Regions from separate parts of the Homo sapiens genome. Here region 2 is linked to region 1. A link is a loop called in an ENCODE intact Hi-C map of the cell type or tissue named here. Cell type or tissue: PC-3. All regions are shown on one strand. Each heading gives the region's core, and the rest is flanking DNA. Links, peaks and the distances in the headings are about the cores only.

What was found. Hi-C counts contacts between places; a loop is a spot of excess contacts. Peaks named below come from ENCODE experiments on the same cell type or tissue, not always from the same donor. Only the 100,000 strongest peaks of a DNase experiment are listed, where the experiment ranks them.
Region 2: a loop joins it to region 1, with 3 times the contacts of the local background. A loop is called at or near these places in 1 of 110 quality-filtered maps.

What each region holds. Positions count from the first base shown.
Region 1 is chr14:33,644,987-33,658,556 of GRCh38, reverse strand. All of the region lies in intron 5 of NPAS3 (neuronal PAS domain protein 3), which reads right to left. Among named protein-coding and RNA genes, the nearest start is that of SNORA89, 57 kb to the left of the region's middle. In PC-3, for the core only: no CTCF peak of the experiment used is centred there; no DNase peak of the experiment used is centred there; H3K27ac peaks cover 1,083 bases.
Region 2 is chr14:33,708,699-33,716,901 of GRCh38, reverse strand. The region is part of intron 6 of NPAS3 (neuronal PAS domain protein 3); the gene reads right to left. It overlaps SNORA89 (small nucleolar RNA, H/ACA box 89), which reads right to left and starts at 7,965; the gene lies at 7,789-7,965. In PC-3, for the core only: no CTCF peak of the experiment used is centred there; no DNase peak of the experiment used is centred there.

The DNA.
Region 1 (13,570 bases), core at 3,763-7,762:
GTTTTATTTGGTTTTGGTCATTCCCAAAGGTTTAGCTTAAAGAACGTGTTTTATTGATGGAAGTAGAGGGAGAACCACTGTGTTAGACTTGCTGGTATACTGCATTACCTCGGGGGATATGTGAAATCAGTTTTCAAAACAGAAGAAAAAGATAGAAACAGACCAACTAAGTTAAGGTGACACTATTAATATAAAAAGTCATAATATAAACTACTGGCTTAAATGTTAGCCTGGGAAACAAAAGTCTGTTCTTGTTTCTCCTCTATCTGTCTTCACCACTGATTCTTGAAATGAGGCTGGATAAGTCACTGTACCTTTTCTGTCTCTCCAGTTTTTAACTTGTTGTCTTGAAGAGGCAATCTTTGCTTCCTCTGATGAGGAGAATGAATTAGGAAACATCTATAAAGTCTTCTAAGCACATAAACAGTTCCCCTCAATTTCTACAGTGTCTACTTATTATAAGAGTGGCAGCCACAAAGGTGAAAGAAACCATAGCAGAAAGAGCTTGGGCAAGGCTTGCTGCCCTTTCGGGCTGAGAGGCGGGAAAGGAGTGTGGCTGGCATCCCAGAAAATCGACACCTAAGATTTGTAGGAGCTTCGAGGAGCGTGCGCTTGGAGTAAGTGGCGATATTTACTTGGAAGAGTTGGCATTTCTATCGCTTCCTGCAGTCAATTTGACATCCCTCACCTAGAACTAGATGTTATCCACTGACTGCAACGCACCCCACTCCCACTGCAAGAGTAACACAATTATCTTTTTTTTTTTTACATAATCTGCATAATTAATGCCTGTGTATTTGAACAATTTTATGTGAAAAATAAATCCATGAGGACTACTCCTGCCAAGGGCAGCCAGCATAGTGTTGAGTCACCAGCAACCGGGTCTAGGGAAGTATTAATAGTAAAGTGGAAAGAGAGCCTGACTCCCGCTTCCTCTTCCCCTCTTTATTAAAGCAATCTCACACATGCTGTAGGAAAACTTTCTCTAATCAATTTTCATCTGTCCTTTTTCCTTCAGTATCAAAAATGTCATAGTTGGAGAGGAAATGGAAATGACTTCTTCCAGGAACTTAAGAAACTACACTTTCTACTTAGTTAACTGTATACTCATATTAAAGTCTTTTCTAGAATTCAGGCTTCTTTATGTCTGGGATGATATCCTATTCATCATTATAGTTCCCAAGACACCTAGCACTGTGCTCAATAAATGCTTGTTGGTTTGATTAAACTGATGACCTTAGAAGGCTTTTCTGTATGTGGCCTCTCTCCTCTCTGGGACCCTGTGTTGTTATCATTTGTATGTCAGACTAAAGACCTGAGATTCAGAACTTTAGGGGCTTGTTACAGTCTCACAGCTGCATCAGATGCACAATCAAGGCTATAAATCAGTCTGTTTCTATGAATTTGACTTTTGTAGCTTTCACATAGAAGTATTTGTCTTTCTGTGTCTGCTGTTATTTCACTTAGCGCGATGTCCTCCATGTTCATTGGCATTACAAATGGCAGGATCTACCTTTTTAAGGGCAAATAATATTCCTCTGTGTGTGTGTTTCATTATCCATTCATCTACTGATGAACCCTTAGGTTGATTCCGTATCTTGGCTACTGTGAATAAGGCTGCAATGAACACGAAAGGGCAGATATCTCTTTGACATACTAATTTCATTTTCTTTGGATAATGGGTGAGGAAGTGAAGGAAATGGGAGATTTTGGTTAGGGTGTACAAAGTTTTAGATACACAGAATAAGTTCTAGAGATCTAATGTACAGCATGGAGACTACAGTTAATAATACTGTATTGTATATTTAAAATTTGCAAAGAGTAGATCTTAAGTGCTCTCACCACCAAAGAAAGGTAACTGTGAAAAGAGATGTAAACTCTAGCTGGACTAGAGTAACCTCAGTTCACTAAGTTCATTATGAATATGTATATCAAAACATCATGCTATACACCTCAAATACACACAATTTCAATTAAAAAATTTTAAAAAGAAGAAATCAGTCTGTGTCACATTCCAGTGATCTTTGTTTCAGACATTGCTTTGGTTGAAGGAAGGGTGCATTTTGACCTTGGAGTTGAAAAGGCCAGAGTTGGAATCTCAGCTCTCCTACTTTCTAACTGTAAGCCTCCATCTTCTCATCTGTAAAATGAGACTTTTACAACTTACTCTTGGGTTGTTGAGAGAATTAAATAAGATGAATAATGTGACTGGCATATGTTAGGCAGCTAATAACTGGCAGCTGTAATAATAAGAACAACAACAATCATTACCCACGTGGACTCCTTGCCCTGAATTACAATTGATAAGAGAAACCAATACATGCCACACAGTTAGCACAGTACTTAATTGTGCCAATCATTAAGAAAGTCCCCAAACTACTAGTCTTCTGTTTGCAGTGTACCTCAAACACAATGCTTTTCAAGTAGGTCTAGTTGTGGAAAGTCTGACTGAACAGAAATTCGATACTAAACTTATTTTTTGCTTCAGTAGCACAGCAGTAGGAATAGAGACAAGAGAGGCATCTGGTAATGCGGTGGGGCACAACCACCAAGTGAGAAAACTGGTGGCCTCAGAATGTCCCTATTTAGACTATGGCCTCAAGAGTTATTCCCATAATTTATTTCTGCTCAGAGTGAAGGAAAAGAGGATGTTTGTTTGCAAATAGATAGAAAACTTGATGCAAACGGTATGACTTTTACCCAACTTTGTGGTTTTTTGAGACTATGGGATGAAATATTGAGATTTACTACCTTGAAGAGATATGAGGGGGTACAAGTTCTTGCAGTCTTGTACTCTTCAAAAAGGCCACTACAGGAGAAACGAAACAAAACAAAAAACCCAAAACAACAACAAGGCGAAAGCAAACAACAATGAAGAAAACTAAATGGAAAAGGATTCTTTGGGCTTCCTGAGTCATCCACTTCCTTTTTCCAAGCTGAGTTAATATCCCTAGTGCTACGTGCATTTGTAAAATTTCCGGTAATGTAAACACTGTTCTCTCTCACCCATTCTCTTACAGTCATATATTTTGTTTTTCATATATTCAGGCAAGAATAGTAGAAAAGTGCTGTTAAGTTTTTATATGAATTGCCTTCTGCCAGTTAGCTGGATGTACATTGCCCTGTTGTGTTAAAAGATTTCACAAAGCCACATGCATGCTTGGATTTATCTGGGAAAAGCAAAAGAGTTCACTTGCTGTTAAAAAAAAAAAAAAAAAAAAAAAAGAGCCAAAGGTATATAGAGAAAAAGTTGGGCTAGTTTTTATTTAATACTTTTGTCAGCTTGAGCTGGTCACAGGGTGTATTTGGGAAAATGCAGACACATGCCTGAGGGCTATGCAGGTAGTTAGGAGAACTGGGTTCTAGTCTCAGCTTTGAGATTACCTCCCTGTGTTGATTAGGTGGGTATTATTCCCTCCAGGTTCATGTATAAAAGGAAGGGGCTGAACTGAAAAGATCTATCTACTCTGCTTCTTTGAACTTTATCTTCCTCATCCGTACAGTGGAGGCAGTTACATCCACCTTGCAGGGTGTTCTGAAGATTGAATGAGATCGTGTGTGTAAATCACCTATAGCAGTGTCCAGCAGGGTATATGTATTCAGAAAGTTCTAGCCTTCCTCCTTTCTCCCATTTTAAGTTTCCTCCAATTTAGAACACTTTGTAATCAGGAACACGTGGTGATCTTCATGAGCAGTGTCATCAAATAAAACTATGATTGCAATAGATACACCTGGCATCCACTCCCTGTGAGTGACTTGACTCGGGATTTTTTGAAGTGAGGGTCAAACTGCAGCTCACCTTTCCAGTGTTGAAAGAAGCCCCATAGAAATCACTTGGGATATAAATATTTATGCACCAACAGTTGGCTAGTCAGCAGCATGGTGTGGTCTATACATGCTTTGAAGGCAGATGGTTTATAATTTTTAAACTTAACAATAAAGACAAAGGTAATGTCTAAAGAGGTTAAATGCCCTTTTATTATTTGGAATGCGTCTTTACTTAGAGCTGCAGAGCCTAAATTTTTGGGAATTTTTCTTTAAAAAAATCTAATCGTCACTTTTTTTCACCACTGGAAAAGGTTAGGACATAAAATATCTACCTGGTGGTCCCAGCAGGTGAACCGAAACTTGTCTAAAATGGAAAGACTTTGTTAACACTGGCAAATCAGAACCAGTGCAGCAGAATTAATACAATTTCAATTCTTCTTTGTGTCTGCAATGGCTTCCTATTATCCTGATAAGTGGGCAGCCATTTCACTTCTTTTATTGATATAGCTGTGAAAAAGAATTAGATTTCAACACTTATGTAACTGAGATTAATTGATTGATTAGATTATTAATTAAATATTCCATTAAATTTTCTTTTGAAAAAAAAAAATGGCACAGGATTGTGGATTCCCTAAGGTTTTGTTCCTAACCCATGGAAGAATAAACAAGGAAATGCATAACTAAACATTGTATCTTATCTTTTGAAAGATAATTAAGCAAGCAGATGCATTACTATGTAGAAAATTTACTCACTGCTGGCTGTCTTATAAGACTGCCTTTATCCAGCATCTCTACATCCCAGTTCAAGGTGGGGAGACTTTCTCTTTTGTGAACAAACCACAGAAATCAGTGAGTTACGAGGAAAATCATTTGGGGACCACACCTTTAGGCACATCTATTTCTACACAATAACGGGCCTGTTTTAGTTAGGAATAAAATGGTTTACCTAAAACTTCCAATCATGCAGTGTTTCAGGGATCTGTAGAAAAATAAAAACAGCAAGTGGCCTTTCAGGTAACCCATAATTAAAAGCAATTTTGAGCTGTCTTTTCAGGGAACCTACCCAAGGGAAGTATTTGCTACCTGTTTGACCTTCACGATTGTGAGTCCTTGGCAGTGTCAACGACCCTCTGAACTGAATTCAAAACTAATCTCTGACAGAAAGAGAGAAACAGAATTCATGCAAATCATATTAATTCCAACATTTCCCCAGTGAGCTGGGTATAAACTACAGCCTAATTAAATATTTTTTAACGATGTGAGTAATTTTTGCCAAGGGGCGGATTCAGGGGAAAATTTAATATGAGATCACAAAAGCTGTTCCCAGCGTTGATTCTGTAAATTAATGACTATCTGCCTTATGATAAAAACATGCTGCCAAGAATGAAAATGAAGTCGGCAAAGCTTGCTCTATTTGTCTAACAACCAAATATACAGAATGCAGAACTTTAAAGGCAATGGGAAATTTCCATTGTGTTTCTGTGATATACACAGGATAAAGACGCACCATGCTGACAACCCAAGAGTCAGCTTTAAGGCATTGTCAGCAATACGGGGCCATTTTTAGGTAGCTGTTGGCAAGGTCCAGGGACCTACTTTAAAGCAGCTAGTTAGTTAAAAAATTATATGCAACTTGCTTCCCAAAGAGATTCAAGGTGGCTCACGATAAGAGACATGTACACACAAGTAACAGTGTTAAAGGCAAAATGGAAGGTCAAAAATATGCCAAGGGCAAGTGCTCCATTATTTGGTACAAATGTTGCCAGCATTACAGCTCCATGGATTCCTTCCTCGGACTGACCATTAAAACAGCTTTTCACACCCATCTTGATCCTCAGGGCAGTTCACTTTGGAAACCTAAATTGGATTGCTGTCCAAGGTCACGGGGGTGAGAAATGGGGGTGAATACAGCAAGCAAGGGGATGATGTCAACATAGCCCTGGACAGCTTATTGCATCTAAATCTATAAATGGCAGTGGACAAAAGGTGGCCTGGTAGATAAGACTTTTCTGGTCTGCTTAAGTCCAATTTGAGAATGGAGCTTCCCCTCGTGTTCGGACTCCAGTTTTAGGAAGCAGTTTGACAAAAAAGCAACTCAGCATATGTTACAGAGAACCAAGGCATGGCGCCTGAATCAGAGCCAAGGAAAAGTCCCTCATCTCGTTTTGCTTCGTGAGGGCAACCTACTTTTAACGACTCCTGTAGTTAACACCCAGAAGTTGCCGGCGGTCCCCTGTGACATATGACTTGGGCTCTGCGAGCCCCTGGTCACTAGGCCAGCCCATCACAAGGGTTTTAGGAGCTATATTTATTTAAATTTCTGTCGGTGCCCAGAGATGGAGATTGAATTTACAGTCTTTCAATTAGAAGGTCATCTGTGCTAACTAGTGCACCACTGCCTCATTATAATCATAAAATTAGTGAGAAAAGACTGGCATGAGTAATATGGAAACGCTGGTTTCAAAGGTGAAAAGGTGCTGTTTCCTCAGGTTATAGCAGAGGAGAATGCAACAGCAAGCTCTTAATCAGTAAATATTCCCATTTAGAGCAAAGAGAAGTCCTTGACACCCATTACAACAAAATATAAGGATGCCAAGATAATTTTATGAGAATACATACAAATATTCACAGTGACTCACAGTTTTCATATTTACTTACACATAAATTTTCCTTGCAAATTTAATACAAGTAAAAGTAGCATGAATGTCTCCAAAGCACAGCTTTTGATTTTTAACCGTATTTGTCAAAAATCTCAGCTGATGATTAATAAACAAATCAAAATGAAATAAAAGGCAGGGCTGGGATGTGGAACACCTCATGACTGGTTGTATGGGTAGCAGGCTGCCATGCTAAGCCTTATCATTTTTAAACTTTAACATGTTGTTAATGTTATTAATGGAAACGCTGGGTGCTACTTAATATTTTTGCCCACTAGAAATGTTATTTCTAGGAAAAGAAAAATAAGCCACCAAAAGTGGCCTACTCCAAAATTAAAAGGGAAGGAAACAAACCAAACTAACATGTATTGAGCATTTACGTCTATCAGGTACTTTTATATCAGTTTTTTTCCTCTTCATAATGACCTTATAGAAAGGGGGTATTATTATCCTTAATGTACAAATAGAGGAAACAGAGGTATAGAGAAAAGGTACAAGTCTCCTGACTTTCACCAAGGAATTAGTGACAGAGCTGGACTACAGACCCAGCTCTGACCTCAAAGCTATATACTTGTGGGTTTTTTTAATATATAATTTGTATTCTAATTATCTTATATCAGTTGAGATGGTGCTTATTTAAAATGCATTTCAATTTCCCTAACCTAAAAGAGAGTCTTCAGGGACTTCCTTAATATAAAGCTAAACAACTTAAGGAACTGGATCCAGGGAGAAAAGAATGATTTAACTTTGAAAACTCAGTAAGTACTTATTACCCACCTAGCCTATGAACAGTGATGTCCTATGTATGATCGGGGTACCAGGAAGAAGACAGATCTGTGCTAACTGAAAAGTGGACATACAACCAACTAACTGATGCAGAGTGGCACGTCCCCGTACAAAGGCAGAGTGCAGCACTTTGGCGGGAGAAAGGAAGATGGCACTGCATGGCGCGAAAAAGGCTTCACAGCCTAAGTTGTAGGAGGTGTGATGATTTCTGCACGGGCCTTGTGAACAAAGTCTCAAAGAGGCAGAGAGATGGTTGTTGACCTGTCTTTCTTAGAAGAAGAGGGGATGACCGCAGTCTTTGTCTGGCTCCTTTCTTCCCTTTGTGTTTGATCTGGCTTTTTCCTTTTCTCTTGCCAAGCCTCCCTTCCTTCCTCCCTTGCTTTCCCTCTTCTTGTTCCATGTGGCTGGAATCCTCAGACCTACAATGGGCATCAGAACTGCTTCAAGTCTGTCGGTTCTGGCCTGGGTCCTGCTCCTGCTCCTGCAACAAGGACCCAAGTCCTTTGAGGGGCTCACCACGAGAGATAGGCTGCTGCTCCTGGCAGAGGCATGGGCCTGGCACCAAGGAGTCAGCACAGAATGAGAGAGAGAGAGAGAGAGAGAGGAAAAGATTTTCTCCATCTTAGAGCCCCCAGAAGAGACATGTCATCTACAGTGGCAGCAGGAGCTGTGTGAGGGGATGTCTTTTATTCTGCAGCCTAAGTGCAGGGTCCTTGCAGAGGGCTGTGCTCAGAGGAGGGGAAGATCAGAGGTGAAGGGATGAATAATGTGCACGTGGAACAGTGACAGATCACTTGCAACAAATGTATGATGACCCTCCAAAGCTCGGAGCTCACTAGAGCTTCCCTCTAATTAAGGATAATCCAGAATTATCATGCTTAATTATTTTCATAGGTTTCTTTGAGGGTTTTTTTTTCTTCAATTGGGGTGAGGGATGTCTCTAGCTACAAAGGGCAAAGGCTGATTTACATCTGGGAAATAAACTTAAGAAATCTTTTCTCTTGCCCCACTATCCCTGCAGCATCTCAAACATCCTGTCTGTCTGTGCAGCAATAATTCTATGTCAATCTGCCTTGTTTCCTGCTTGCGTTAAGGTAGCATATTCCTTACCTACAAGCAACCTCTGTTCTCTTCTAATAAGTTGCTGCTGTTACAATGCGCAAGATTTTCTTTGCTTTCCTTATAGAGTTTTCTCGAAGTGAGGTCTGAGTATTGCCTGTGTCTGTACAAAATGCAGAATCAGTCGACCTTCTTAAAAACACATCCTCCTGGTCCCATTTAAGGCACTAAATCAGACTGTCCTGGGACGGGGCCAGGGAATCTGTATTCTAAACAGGAATCCCAGGATATTCCTCTCCTGTTAAAGTCTGAAAGCTATTGGTTGGGTGGCTTGACCTTTGCCAGAAAATATATTCTTTAAAGACCTCTTCCCTGGCCCTTCCTGCCTTCCACACTACAACCACTCTGGTCAAACTTGGTTTCTCTCTCTGCAGCCAACCCACTGTGATGACTTCATTATTTCTGTTGTCATCCCCAGTGCTGTATTCATCATTTCCTTTATTATATGCAGTCTGTTTCTTAGAGTTTTCTGATTTAGCTTGTCTTCTTCATACCCTATTCCCCTTCCCTGCCTATTCTCCTTTTTGGCCTTTCTTCCTTCTTATTGCTTACCAAATTAGTAAAATTCAGCTCACTTCTTCCACCTCATGAAGCCTTCCTTATGTAGGAACTAAAAAAGTTAAGTTTCAAAGTATGCATCCGACACAATAACCAACTTACAATGGAGTATATAAAACAATCTATGATAAAATATTAATAGCCGAGTTCTACAATAAAAGTAAGTGTCCATTTTGTGACATGAGATGGGAATAGCATCTTTTATACATTTGTTACAGTACCGTACTGTTGGCATCCCAGACATACTAAGTCAGATTTTGAAGGGCTTTCAGCCCTGTGCAACCCTCGATGGTGTAACTATGCTGGTTTCCAGCGTCATGTCTCTTGAGCCAGTTTTGTCAACGGGCAGGGTGAAACCGTCTTTTTGAGGTGAAGACATCTGGCCAGCTGCTGTAAGTGCCTTATTTCAGTTAAACAGCCCCATGTGAGTATTTGAGAACAGGTGTTAACTGTCCACTTCATTTAGGACAGGAGGTGCATGGACAGAGAGACAATCAAGTTTTGTATACTGGGATTGTCATTTGAATGAATACATAACCTATAGGGCATTGTGGGTTCCTTTAAAGAATGGAAACAAAGGCCAGTTTTGGTTAGAATGAACTCAAATTTGAGTTATTGCCTGTATAGGGTGCTTCCCTCTACCTCCCAATGGTAAGTTCTTGGGAAACGGGTACTTTCACAGGATGAGTTCCTCAACAGAGGAAAACTGCAAGGCAAGGACCCTCACAATTCGCTGCTGTTCATCTAGAATTCTGGGGGGCAGCACAAGGCCACACTGTGCTCCTCAGCACCAATGGGACATTGACAAACTAGAGTAAATTTAGAATAGAGACAATGGCAAGTGAGATTCTGGAGGGCTTCACTGGTGATGATGGACTATGAGGCTAAATGACAGTGGTTTAGCCAAACGACCACTAAAAAGGAGAGCAGGCTGTCTTCCCATACCCAGGGGAGAGATGTGAGGACATCACTGCCCTCTGAGCCTGGCTTCACACACGCACTGGGATGTGTTCAACTCTATGCCAGTCCAGAGGATAGAAATACTTTTTGTGCTGTCCCTGTAAGCCAAACTATGGCAGTTCATTAGCAAGCAGAAAATGTATGTTTATATTGACTTGGAATTCTATAAATTGGGCCTTCAAAGATTATTTTTAGACACTTTTTCTTAGATTTCCATAAAGCCTTCCTTTCTAGGAGTTTAATGTTAAACAAGTTTTCTGTGAAAAATGTTTTAAAACATTAAATAGGTTAGGGATGTAAATGGTACATGCCCAAGTTATTTTCAAAAAGTGACACAATTGGAAGACTATACTTTTGTGTATATGCAGGACTATTATTTGGACCTAAGTTTTCAATGGACCTAAAGTCAGCTTGTAGCAATTTGAAATGGAATGATTTACATTCACAACACAAAGCTGGTCACACCCATGATAGCAGCTTCTGTTCCTGTAGTGGGCAGACAGCCCCTTATAGATAAATTCATCTCAGTAACTTTGCTTCCTGGTGGGTTCAGCAAAAGGGTCCCACAGGCTGCTAGTCTCGATCTGTTCCCTTCTCTGCTTTACAGAGTTCTAAGCCTTTCTTGTAACCTGGGGGCAAAATCAAACGGAGAGGGGTGAGAGAGAAGAAAGGGTAGCAGGGGAGGTTAAATAGGTTATCACCAAGGAAGGGTGTTCAGTGACTATAAATTAACAAATCCATCTTTGTTATGAAGATGGGCAATTATTTTTCGAGGTAATTTCAAGAGTTAGTAAGATGTTCTATACAATGGGCCTGCCATTTGAGTGACTATGTATCTATAGGTTTACATGTTTATCTGAGTATATGAGCTCTAGAATTAAAAATATTATCAATGGAAGGAAAAAGCAGCTGAAACCAACTATATACGGGAACATGCAAGATGTGACCTGGGATGGAATGGTGGGAGATTTTGTGATTCAGGACTGAGTCACCCCTGAATGCTTCAAATCTGGCTACTACTTAAGCCACAACTGGGAGGCATCCTTGACATTGTGAAATAACAAAGTGATGCCGAGTCAGAGGGTAAAAATTTCAGTGTAAATAGCAGTTGTTTCATGCATTTAAAATCAAATTGGTTCAAGGTGAAACAATTGGTGTTAATGAGATGATAGTTCAGGAAAGAATAAAGACCTGCCATTTCTAAATACAACAGAATGACTAACAACTAGATCATAACCGCTTTTGTTTGCTATGGGGACAATACAGTAAGAAACAGAAGGCAGCATAAGTATATCAAAGAGTGATCAAGTGATCCTAATACACTTCGAAGATGCTGGTCAAAAATATTACTAAAGAAGCCTTCTTTTCATGATGATACAGGTGTTTCTTCATCATGTGGCTATATATATATATATATAGAGAGAGAGAGAGAGAGAGAGTAAGAAGATGTAATAAACTGAGTAAGTGTATGAAATTGCTTACTGTGCTATGCCATTTGGTGCATTCTGGAAGGATTTATGCTCTGAGGATACTTAGACTATCTAGTTCATTAAGCAAGTTAGTGTGTGGTCATTCATATCACACAGTTGAGCCTAAGGACATAAACATTGCTTCCATGAGAAAATAATATACCTGACTTTCACATCATTTTGATCAACAGCACTTTTGTTTCAAAAGTATTGAAACCCATTACTTCAAGGACAGCTGATACTACAAGACAGCTCCTACTGTGAAACACTATCTCCTTGTTGCTACCACAATGTAGGCACATGAACAATAATCTTTGCTGCCTGAGTCATTGCTGCTGATTACTCTATACCTCTGGGGGAGTTTCTGGATCCACAGAGGTAAAAAAAAAATGTTATAAATAAGGACCCACTCAAATCTCTTCGTGAGTGCTGAAGAATTGCTAACGTGTGAGCAAATGGTTAAGTGGCAATGAGTACTGCCCTGCTAGCTCACAGGCACCAAAGACCACAAACAAAGGCATTTTCAAAGTTGTTCCAGGAGACATCTGGTAAGAAGGGAACACAGTTTTGATGGACTATTCAACTTGGACAATTTGAAAACAAAAAGAGCTAGAGCACTGCTGTGGTAAGATACCTATGTTTTATCCAGGCCCAAGCCATGAAGGACTATGAGATCACATGAGTGCATGAATCTTATTTCTATAATTTCATCGTTACTCATATATGTTATGAATTATATAGATACTAGGAGGCAGAACTATGACTACATTATTTTGATCAATTGATTGACCAGTCATCTACGCAGACATCCATTTACTAGATAAAATAATGGCAAATATACACACATTCTAAGGCTGGAGAGAAAATGGGTCTTAAATAAATTTAAGAAAATGTAAGAAAAGGTTAAGCTAAGTGTAATGGATTATTCTTATAGATGGCATTTCCCCTACTCCTTTGTACATATGATATCATGTTCCATATATGATGAGTAAAACAATGAACATAGCCTAGGTATTTTTGTCACATCCCTTCCCTCCTTCCTTTTTAATAAATGGAAAATCAGGATGGCCTTCCAGTCCCAATTTTGCCTGGCTAAATTCTGCCTGTCCTTCAGGCCTCAGCAGACCCCTCGTTTTCTCAGAGAACCCCAAGACTAGATTAACTTTTCCTGTTAGATGCTCTAACAGCACTTGCACCTTTCATCCACGGCACTAAGCACATATATAATTATCTTTTGACCTAGCTCCCCTTGCAAAGACATACATTTCAAGAGGCATTAACTTCTCTTTCTTCATTACTGCTGTGCTTCCAGCTCCCATGGTGTGACGGCCCTCAATGAAGGTCTGTTGAAGGAACATGTGAGACGCATGCACTCATGTAGTGCTTCATGGCTTGGGCCTAGATGAAACCACAGAGGTGCTCTAGCTCTTCTCATTTTTGAATTGTCAAAATTGACACTCAAATGTGTGATTATCATTAGGCACACAGGATGACAAGACCATGGCAGCAAGCTCAGAAGCACTGTGACAGAGAGAGTCCTTGAATTACTCGGTCAAGTGGCAGCTCCATTTTGCCAGGCTGGAAGGCAACCCACCAGAGGCAGCTCCTCTCTGCTGTAAAGCCTTAGGAACACATGCTCTTGGAGGGTACAGGGCTTCAGTGAATCGTTTTCCTAGAGCTGCTTTTATGCAGATACTTAATCTGTCTATTTAGAGATAATTTAGCTATTGCTTTAAATAATCCAATGCAAACCAGAGACAGTAACTCTATCATTCTTATTATGCTCTAAAATGCTATTAGACCATATTTCATTGATTACAGATTTTCCTTTATTTTGATGAATTAGGTATTACTACACAGAGCCTGTGGACTTTAATGTACTCAAGGAAAATCTGTTGTGCTTGTTAATATGCAATTCTGGAATCCCACCCCCAGAGGATATCATTTAGTAGTCAAGAGTGGAACCAGGAACCTGCAGCTTCACAGAGTTTTTGGTGATTTTGAGGAACTAAGTATCAGGTACCCTGAACAACTGCCCTTAGAAATCCACCCTTTCCATTTCAGGCACTTACCAACTCTCGACATTTCTCAGTTCTTAGTCATTGTGGTTTTGTCCTATTCGCTCATCTTTTTTCTTTCTTTCTTTTTTTTTTTTTTTGAGATGGAGTTTCACTCTTGTTGCCCAGGCTGGAGTGTGGTGGTGCAATCTCAGCTCATTGCAACCTCCACCTTCCGGTTTCAAGCGATTCTCCT
Region 2 (8,203 bases), core at 1-4,000, 62 kb before region 1:
AGAAATGAGAGATGTAAAGGAAATGCTACACAGTTGATGGCAGCTGAGGGTGCATAGGAGGACAGAGAAAATGAGCCATCGTCGGGTGGGGGCGGCGCTCAGAAACAACAGCAACAAAAAGGACATGCAGACTAAAAGAAGGGGCACAACGACCAGGAAAATACTCCAAAACACAAAAAAGGATGAGAATTCGCTTATATGACATATCTAGAACAGGCAAACTCATAGGGGAAGAAAGTAGAATAAAGATTACCAAGGATTTCCAGCGGGAAAAATGGGAAGTTACTGTTTAATGGGTACAGGGTTTCGGTTTAGGATGATGAAAAAGTTCTAGAGACAGGGGTGGTGGTTGCACAACAATGTGAATGTACTTAATGCCACTGAAATGTATGTTTAAAAATGGCAAAATGATAACTTTTATGTCATGTATATTTTACCACAAAAAAGGGATTAGAACACATACTAATGAAACATGACATACTAATGAGACAAAAAACAGATGAAAAGAAAATAAAAGCAAAAGTAGACATAGAGAAGGAAAAACAAGAAAAACAAGATAGGGAAGAATCATGATACAAAGGGTGGAGAGAATGAAAAGCTGTGGTTTCCATGACGGCTAAGACGAAACAGTAGCTGGAGTACCATATTCCAATTATTGATCATTCAGCAGATATGTATGAAGCACTTACACTCTGCTGGGCAGTTGAGATACAGAAGTGAATTGTATGGATACTGTCTCTAACCAGTAGTATCTGTGTGGAGACAGGTTACAAAGACCAATGAGATAGTGGTCTTGCCCCCAAGGAGTTCATGGTCAGTGTTTGTATTAGTCTGTTCTCACACTGCTGTGTAAGGACACACCCAAGACTGGGTAATTTATAAAGAAAAAGAGGTTTAATGGACTAACAGTTCCACATGGATGAGGAGGCCTCACAATCATGGTGGAAGGCGAGGGAGGAGCAAAGGCATGACTTACATGACAGAAGGCAAAAGAACATGCACAGTGGAACTGCTCTTTATAAAACCATCAAATCTTGTGAGACTTACTCAACTACCATGAGAAAACAGCGCAGGAAAAACCCACTCCCATGATTCAGTTACCTCCCACTGGGTCCCTCGAATGACACGTGGGGATTATGGGAGCTACAGTTAAGATGAGATTTGGGTGGGGACACAGTCAAACCATATCAGTGTTTATTAAACTTTATTTTGTAGATAAATTAGTACATTTACTGAGGCCCAGACTTGTGATGGAGGCTGGAATCGTAGCCCAAATTAAGCATACACTGTGACTGGCACCATTAGCCCATTCCAACACAGACGTATAGAGCTAGCTGATCTAGAACAATCTCCCCATGTACAGGCAAGAGCAGGGGAGAGTAAGCGACCTCCCAGGTTTATCCTGTTCCCCAGGAACAGAGTTGGGAGTACAACTCTAAGGAGTCTCCTTACTCCCAGCCCAATGCTCATTTAATTAATATAGATTTAAAATACTGAAAAACAACCCACTTCAATTAGCAATCAGGACAGTAAAGGTGATTCACACTATGCCATCAAGTGCCAAGGACTTATTGAAATAAACAGAATCAGAGAGGGTTTACTTTCAAGGACTCAAAGGTCATTATTTTATAGGACAGCAACAAATCATATAAATATCAGAATGAGAAAGGCACAATCAGAGCCAGCTTACAAACACAAGCCAGAAACTGTTCCAGGGTGACTAATGCAATAATACTGAGGAAAGTCACAGGTCCCTATTATAGTCAAAGTCACTTTAACTAATTGGCTCAAGCTATAAAAACATACAATCTGGGTCAAATGACACTGCTGAACAAAGCTTCTCTGCTCAGACATTATCTTAAATCAAAGCTGCTCAATATGAAGGCAAGAGAAAAAGAGAATGTCTAGTTTTCCTGGGAATCATGAGAGATGTCAAGACTGGCTTATGTCATAACTGCCAGCTTTACATGTCTATGGACAATGATGGTGATTTTCTTTTTTCTGTAGCATCACTTTGTACATCAGAAGTGAGATGTCATTGAATCTAAGACCCCATCCATTTTAAGAATGCCCCATCCTTTTGTGAAGCACCAAGAAAGAAAACATCACTGCCAGTTATGGGATCATTGGATGACAGTGATTGTAAGATGCACTCCAAAGTCAGAGATGTTAAAATGTGAAAAAAATAGAATCAGTGACGTAAGGTATTTTTCATGACTCCAGGATAAATTTGATAATTATCTCTCTTGCTTTTAAAAAGGGAAATAAATTAAAGAAAATATAGTTAGTACTGTTGACTTCTTACCCAAAGTCTTCCTTTCTTATTTTCCTAAGAAAGACTCAATTTTCCCCCAGGCATTTATCTCCTCCCAAGTATCCATCTTCCTGTGCCCAGCTACGATCTTCAGGGAAAGCAAGTTCACCCCCAAGTATGGATCGTAATTGGTGTAAGCCATCATGGGGTCCAGTTGTCCACAGCTGGTGTTAGAATTTATTCAGTTAACAAGTATTTAATGAAGTTCTACTGGTTCCAGTCACCGTTCTAGGTTTTGAAGTTACAGTAGGAGAGTGACGGGTGGGAGGAGAAAGAAAAAAAATGTCTCCCTAATAGAGCTTACATTCCATTAGAAGATTTAGAAAAAAGATCTAGTGTGCTAGATGGTATGAAATGCTGTGGGGACAAATAAGACAGAGGATTAAATATGAAATGCTGAGGGAGAGAGTTGTAATTTTTGTTTTTTAGTCTTTTTAAAAAATTTTATTATTATTATACTTTAAGTTTAGGGTACATGTGCACAATGTGCAGGTGAGAGTTGTAATTTTAAATAACGTGGCCAGAGAAGACCTCACTGAGAAGGGGGCATCTGATTACAGACTTGAAGGAAGGAATGTCGTGACCCTTTTGGATATCCGGTGAGATAGTGTTCCAGGAAGAAGAAACAGCCTGTACAAGAGTCCAGAGGTAGGAACATCATGTGTTTGAGGAATAGCAAGGAGGCCAATGTGGACACAGCAGAGTTTGGGAGGAAAAGTGATGGCGATAAAAGCAGAGAGATGCTGAGATGTGTTCTATGGACATATCACAGGTATGACCCTGAAGAACTTTGGATTTTACTCTAAATATGATGACAAAGGCCCCATGGGAGTTTTCAGTAGAGCTGAGGCATGATCTGGCTCTTGTGTGAGACTAAAGGACAGAGGGTGGGAGCACAATCAAGGAGGCTGCTGCCGCAGTGCAGGGTGAGATGGTGGTGGTGACAATAGTGAGATGAGGTCAGATTCAAGATGTATCTCGAAGCAACAGCTGACAGCACATGCTTGTGGACTGAATGTGGATGTCAGAGGAAGAGAGATGTCAAGCATCAAGCATGCCTCCAAAGGTGACTGCATAGGCACTGATGCAATTCTACCATGAGAAGTTAGGGAAGTCTGCCAGATGGGGCTTCTGGGAGAAGTTTTGCTTAAACTTAAAAGGAGACCCCCTCCTCCCTCAAAAAAGCAAACATGCCTTGTCTTCATCTGGACATGGCTGTGAGGCTATGGTTATTGCTACCAACTTAACTAAGGGATAAGGCTGAGGATGAGACTCATATGTTGAGGGGGCAAGAGTAGCACGATGGAAGGAACCTGTTTTTTTGTAATCACGTTGGACCATTGAATTAACCAGCCTTGGGGTTGTACTTGCTCTCGACTTACTATATGAGACCTTGTAAATCAATTGAGTTGATAACAGAATTGAACTAATCTCTGTTGGCAGATAGTAGATGATAAAATGGAACAAAACTCAGGACTTTGAGTGTGTGGCTTGGCTTTCCTGACAAAGAACACCTTCAGTAAGAGAGAAGAAGGGATGATCATTTTCAGAAGGGTTGACTCTGGGATAATTGGGAGGAGTAAGAGATGAATATGGCAAAATGACCCCACACAGCATAGAGAAAGTGCCTCCTGTTGATGAGAGGAGGGAGACACATTATAAATGGCAGGTTTGTAATTAGAATGAATCCTCTAATTTCCCAGTAAAGAGCCTAGCTTTCGGAGCATTTCCTTTAACACCTCTCCTTCCCGTCCCATGTGCTATACCTTGTTTACCCATGGCCTGCACTGCCCACTGTAAGAATGAACTGGGTTTCTCAGGTTCTAGTGTGTATCATGAATTAAGCCACAGAGACATTCTGCAGCCTGGTGTAGCCCATTAACAAGTCAGAGACTTCACTTTCCTGGTGATATCTGACTTCATTTAGCATTGTACATAGTGTGCCATAGGAACTGTTGGTGGGGTCTTGACATCTAGGTTATCAGAGGCAGTGGTGATTTAAAAAACAGTGATTACGTGATTAAGGCAGGGATTTGTTTTTGTCTCGAACTTGAATGTCCTTAACACTAAAAAAGTTGTGCATTTGCTCAAGGTGCAGGAACTGGCTTTGTGGAGACAGTTGCCTTTGTCTCATTTGATATAGTTGGCTTCTCTTCATGAACCCAGGGTATGAAGCCTGTTTGCATCTTATTTGCTTGTGTGGACAGCTAATATCATTCATAGCAGATGCCACTTGAATGCGTGTGTGTTATTATAGAATACAGATCAGTTACATCTAAATCTGTTGGCTTCTTGGTCATTTGGTGGGGGGTGTTTTGCTTCACCTGTGCCAGCTGAGGCTAGAACGTGGTACAGAAGCAATCCCTCCAAGGGGGAGACTCTGGTTGCAAAACCACCAGGTCCTTCCCATCACTGCCCCTCTTCTGATTGGTGTTTTTTTACAGCTCCCAGTGATGGGAATTTTTAGAACAAAGTGGAGTACTTGGAGTGCTTATTTGCATGTCAATTTGCAGAATGCTTCTCCAACTTTTCACCATGCCATAGTGATGCTTTTGTATCTCTTCTGCCTGAGAACAAACGGAGAGGAAGGGCTCGAAGTGGGTCAGCACAGTGTCCTGGCACTTCCTTTAGCTGAGTCTCTGCCCAACGGGGTAGAAGCCAGACTGTTACTTCTCCCTGGCCCCTCAAATCCCCTAAGCAGCCGTGCAGAACTGGGAGGTCTGCTCTCTTTCTTGGGGGTTTGGAGTGAGCAGGCACCTGACTATGGGAACGTTACTGCCCTGAGTCACAGGCCTTGTGCGAGTGACCCTGGTAGGAATCTAATGATCGCTGCTCACCATGTTCTGACCATCTTTCCCTTTAACCTGACACTTGCCTGTCCACACCCCCTAGCTGGGAATAATAAATGTGATGGGTAGGTGGCAGAAGAAAAGTAGGATTTCTTTTCCTTTGGGACCATATCTAGGTCCTGTCATTATAGTAAATCAACTGTAAGTATCCTGCAGCACTATCATAAAACAGGCGAATGAAAACATTTTTCTCCATCAAAAGATTCTTTGAAGTTATGTACTCTGGCTGAATCTTACAGAAAAGCGTACAGGAAACAACATTCTATCTACGTTTATTTGGCCCGGTCTCTCTGTCACCCAGGGAAGTTCTCTATGTTATAGTCTCAAAAGCATTGTCCGGTCGCATTTTAAAAGGCCCCAACTTCAGCCATCTCCCCTGGGACGTGCGTATCAGAAATCTTAACAGACAACACTCGTCCGCCAGTTCAGTTATTGTTACGAAGGTGCTGAAAGAGGCATACTGCATGCTGAATTCAAAATAGATTTTTTTCCCTGTCACCTGACATTCTGTATATTAAAACAATGTTATTAAAATCACATTAATTTTATCTTAGTAAATTTTTAATGTGCAGTTATAAGATAATCAGGAAAGTTTTATTATACAGTGCATGCACGTATGTATTACAGCAACAAATCCTCGTCTGGTAAAAAGAAAAATACTAATAGTAGACGGGCTTCAGTCATGAAGGTGAGAGAGTTGGAAACCTGCGCTTGCTCCCAGCAGAACTTTTAAAGCAAATATTCGAGAAGTTCTGTGTTTGGCATAAGACTGGGTTATGATCTGAGAACCTTGGCACTTTGTATGAATTTCTGGATCTCAGCATATCTGGCTACCTGGTAATCTAAATTACATACTTCTCATGTACATAACGGAAATAAAGGTTTGTTTGTAAGATATGTTCAAATTTCTCTAGCTTATTACCATGATTCTAAAGCAGTCTCAATTTCTGTGGCTGCATTATGGAAGCCTAGAATAAATAAAAGTTAGCACTAGAGTTAGTTCTCAGAATGTCCTAGGGACACTCAGCCTATAGCACAATGTCCTGGGGCCAGTCCTTCACTTGGGGCACTCCTTTTTCCTTTCTCCGGGGACCCACTGTCTGGATGTGTCTCCCCTTGTCGGCACTGACAGCAGAGAGCAGTCAGGAGCGGGGCACGCCTGATGAGACTGAGCCATTCGTTTTCCAGCCAAAAGGGTAAGGGCTTGTAGGAGAAGAATGCGGCCTCGGCTTAATAGAGTGAGATTTGATCATTATTTTGGTGATTTCAACACCCACACTTTGCTGAGGTTCCAGTGAGTCTGGTGGATAAGAAGCTATGTGGTTCACAAATGACCCTTTATCAACTCAGGACAAGAAAGATAAGATCTCAAGCCTAGCAGTGATTCCTCAAGCTATTTGTCCCCATTCACAAATTTCTCAGATACAAACTCTTTACCCTCAACTTTGGCTCTATTCTAGATCTAAAATATGGGAACTGCGGATGTCTCTGTGTTCTGATCTATTTTTTAATTAGAGATTGGAATTGGCGTTCTGCTCACAAGTTTTGCCTTTGCCACCAAAGTCTGAAAGTTGTTACATCAAGTCGCATTGTGTTAGTAACTTCCTATCACATGAGCAGAGATTAAATTTGCTAATGTAATATGAAAATCACTAACATAAGATGAGTGCAAATAGAAATCACAATCTCCACAGACTCCCTAAGGGTAATGTTGAATGTGTAAACACATCTCTCTGGTGGTTTGCTCTTGCTAACACAAGTGTGAGTGTTGAAGTCGCCACTTCGGTTTACCTTCAGTGCTCTCCAGGCTGGGCGTGGGGCTGTGTGCACAGTGTGTGGGAGGGTAAGGGAGTGGTCTGTAAAAATCCCAGCATGATACATATCAACCATCCTACATGCATGGGGGATATTTAAGTCCTGAGGAAGGGCAGGCTTATTTTCTTCCTCCTCTTATTTGGTGAAGCAGAAAGGATTGGGTTTGTAATTAGAACAGCCATGGTGAAGTTGGGCTTGGCTGTTCATTAGCAGGCGGTAAACCTTTGCGGGCTTCAGTGTTCTCATCTATAAAATGGTGATATGTGGACTCCCACACAGGGTTGGCCCTTGTGGGAATCAAACTCAATAATGGATGTGAAAGCACTTCTCACACTGGAAAGAACTTAGCAAATGTTACTCATAATATCAACTCCCCAAACTTTCCTTGTGCTGTTACTCTCTGACATCATCCAATTCAGCCATGAAGTCAACCTAAACTCTTGCCCTCCCGAGTTATTTATTCAGAGGGTAGGCTCTGTTCTCCAGATGGCCAGGGATGGGAGAATGGGGGCGGGAAGTAGCAGAGAGTATGAATTCACTTCTGCCTCTCCTGGCATCCTGTGATATTATTCATCAGCCTTCGGGGTGGGACGGTTTTTCCTTTAAATTTGAAATAGCTAAAATTTATAAGAAGCTGATTAACCTCCTATTCATGAACAACCACCTTTCTCCAGGGGACAATGACTGACTTACGCGCGCAGGGTATGCTTTGGTGCCATCTGTAGAAATAAAGCAGTTATTTTTGTGAATAGAAAAGAGCTTCAGTTATGTGCCGCAGGCAGGCAGAAGAGTGGAATACAAAAGCCACTTGGGTGTTGTGGAGAACTGTCCACTCATTCAATCAATAAATATATGGGGGTAACACCATCTCACTTGGGCTTTCCGATCTATTTTCAATCAGTAATAGATCCAATCTCTCAGTAAACCTACAAATGAAGCCAATTTTCTTGTCCTTACTTTGCAAATGGAGAAAATGAAATACTGAGGTGCTCAGGTCTAGTAGAGGCAGAAAAGCTAGCCTCTGCATGACCAAACCCTAGTCTCAGTCAATCCTACCAAAGACCCACACACACTCAGGACAGCAGTGCCCATATGCTGAGCCCTGGAATGACCTGGGCTCCTCTGCCTTTCAGAGATGCATTGCCCTTTGCCTGCTTCGACTGAATTTTTACTTGCTGGGTTATTTTTAATTTTCCCGTCCTGCTCCCCCCACCTCCATGTGTCT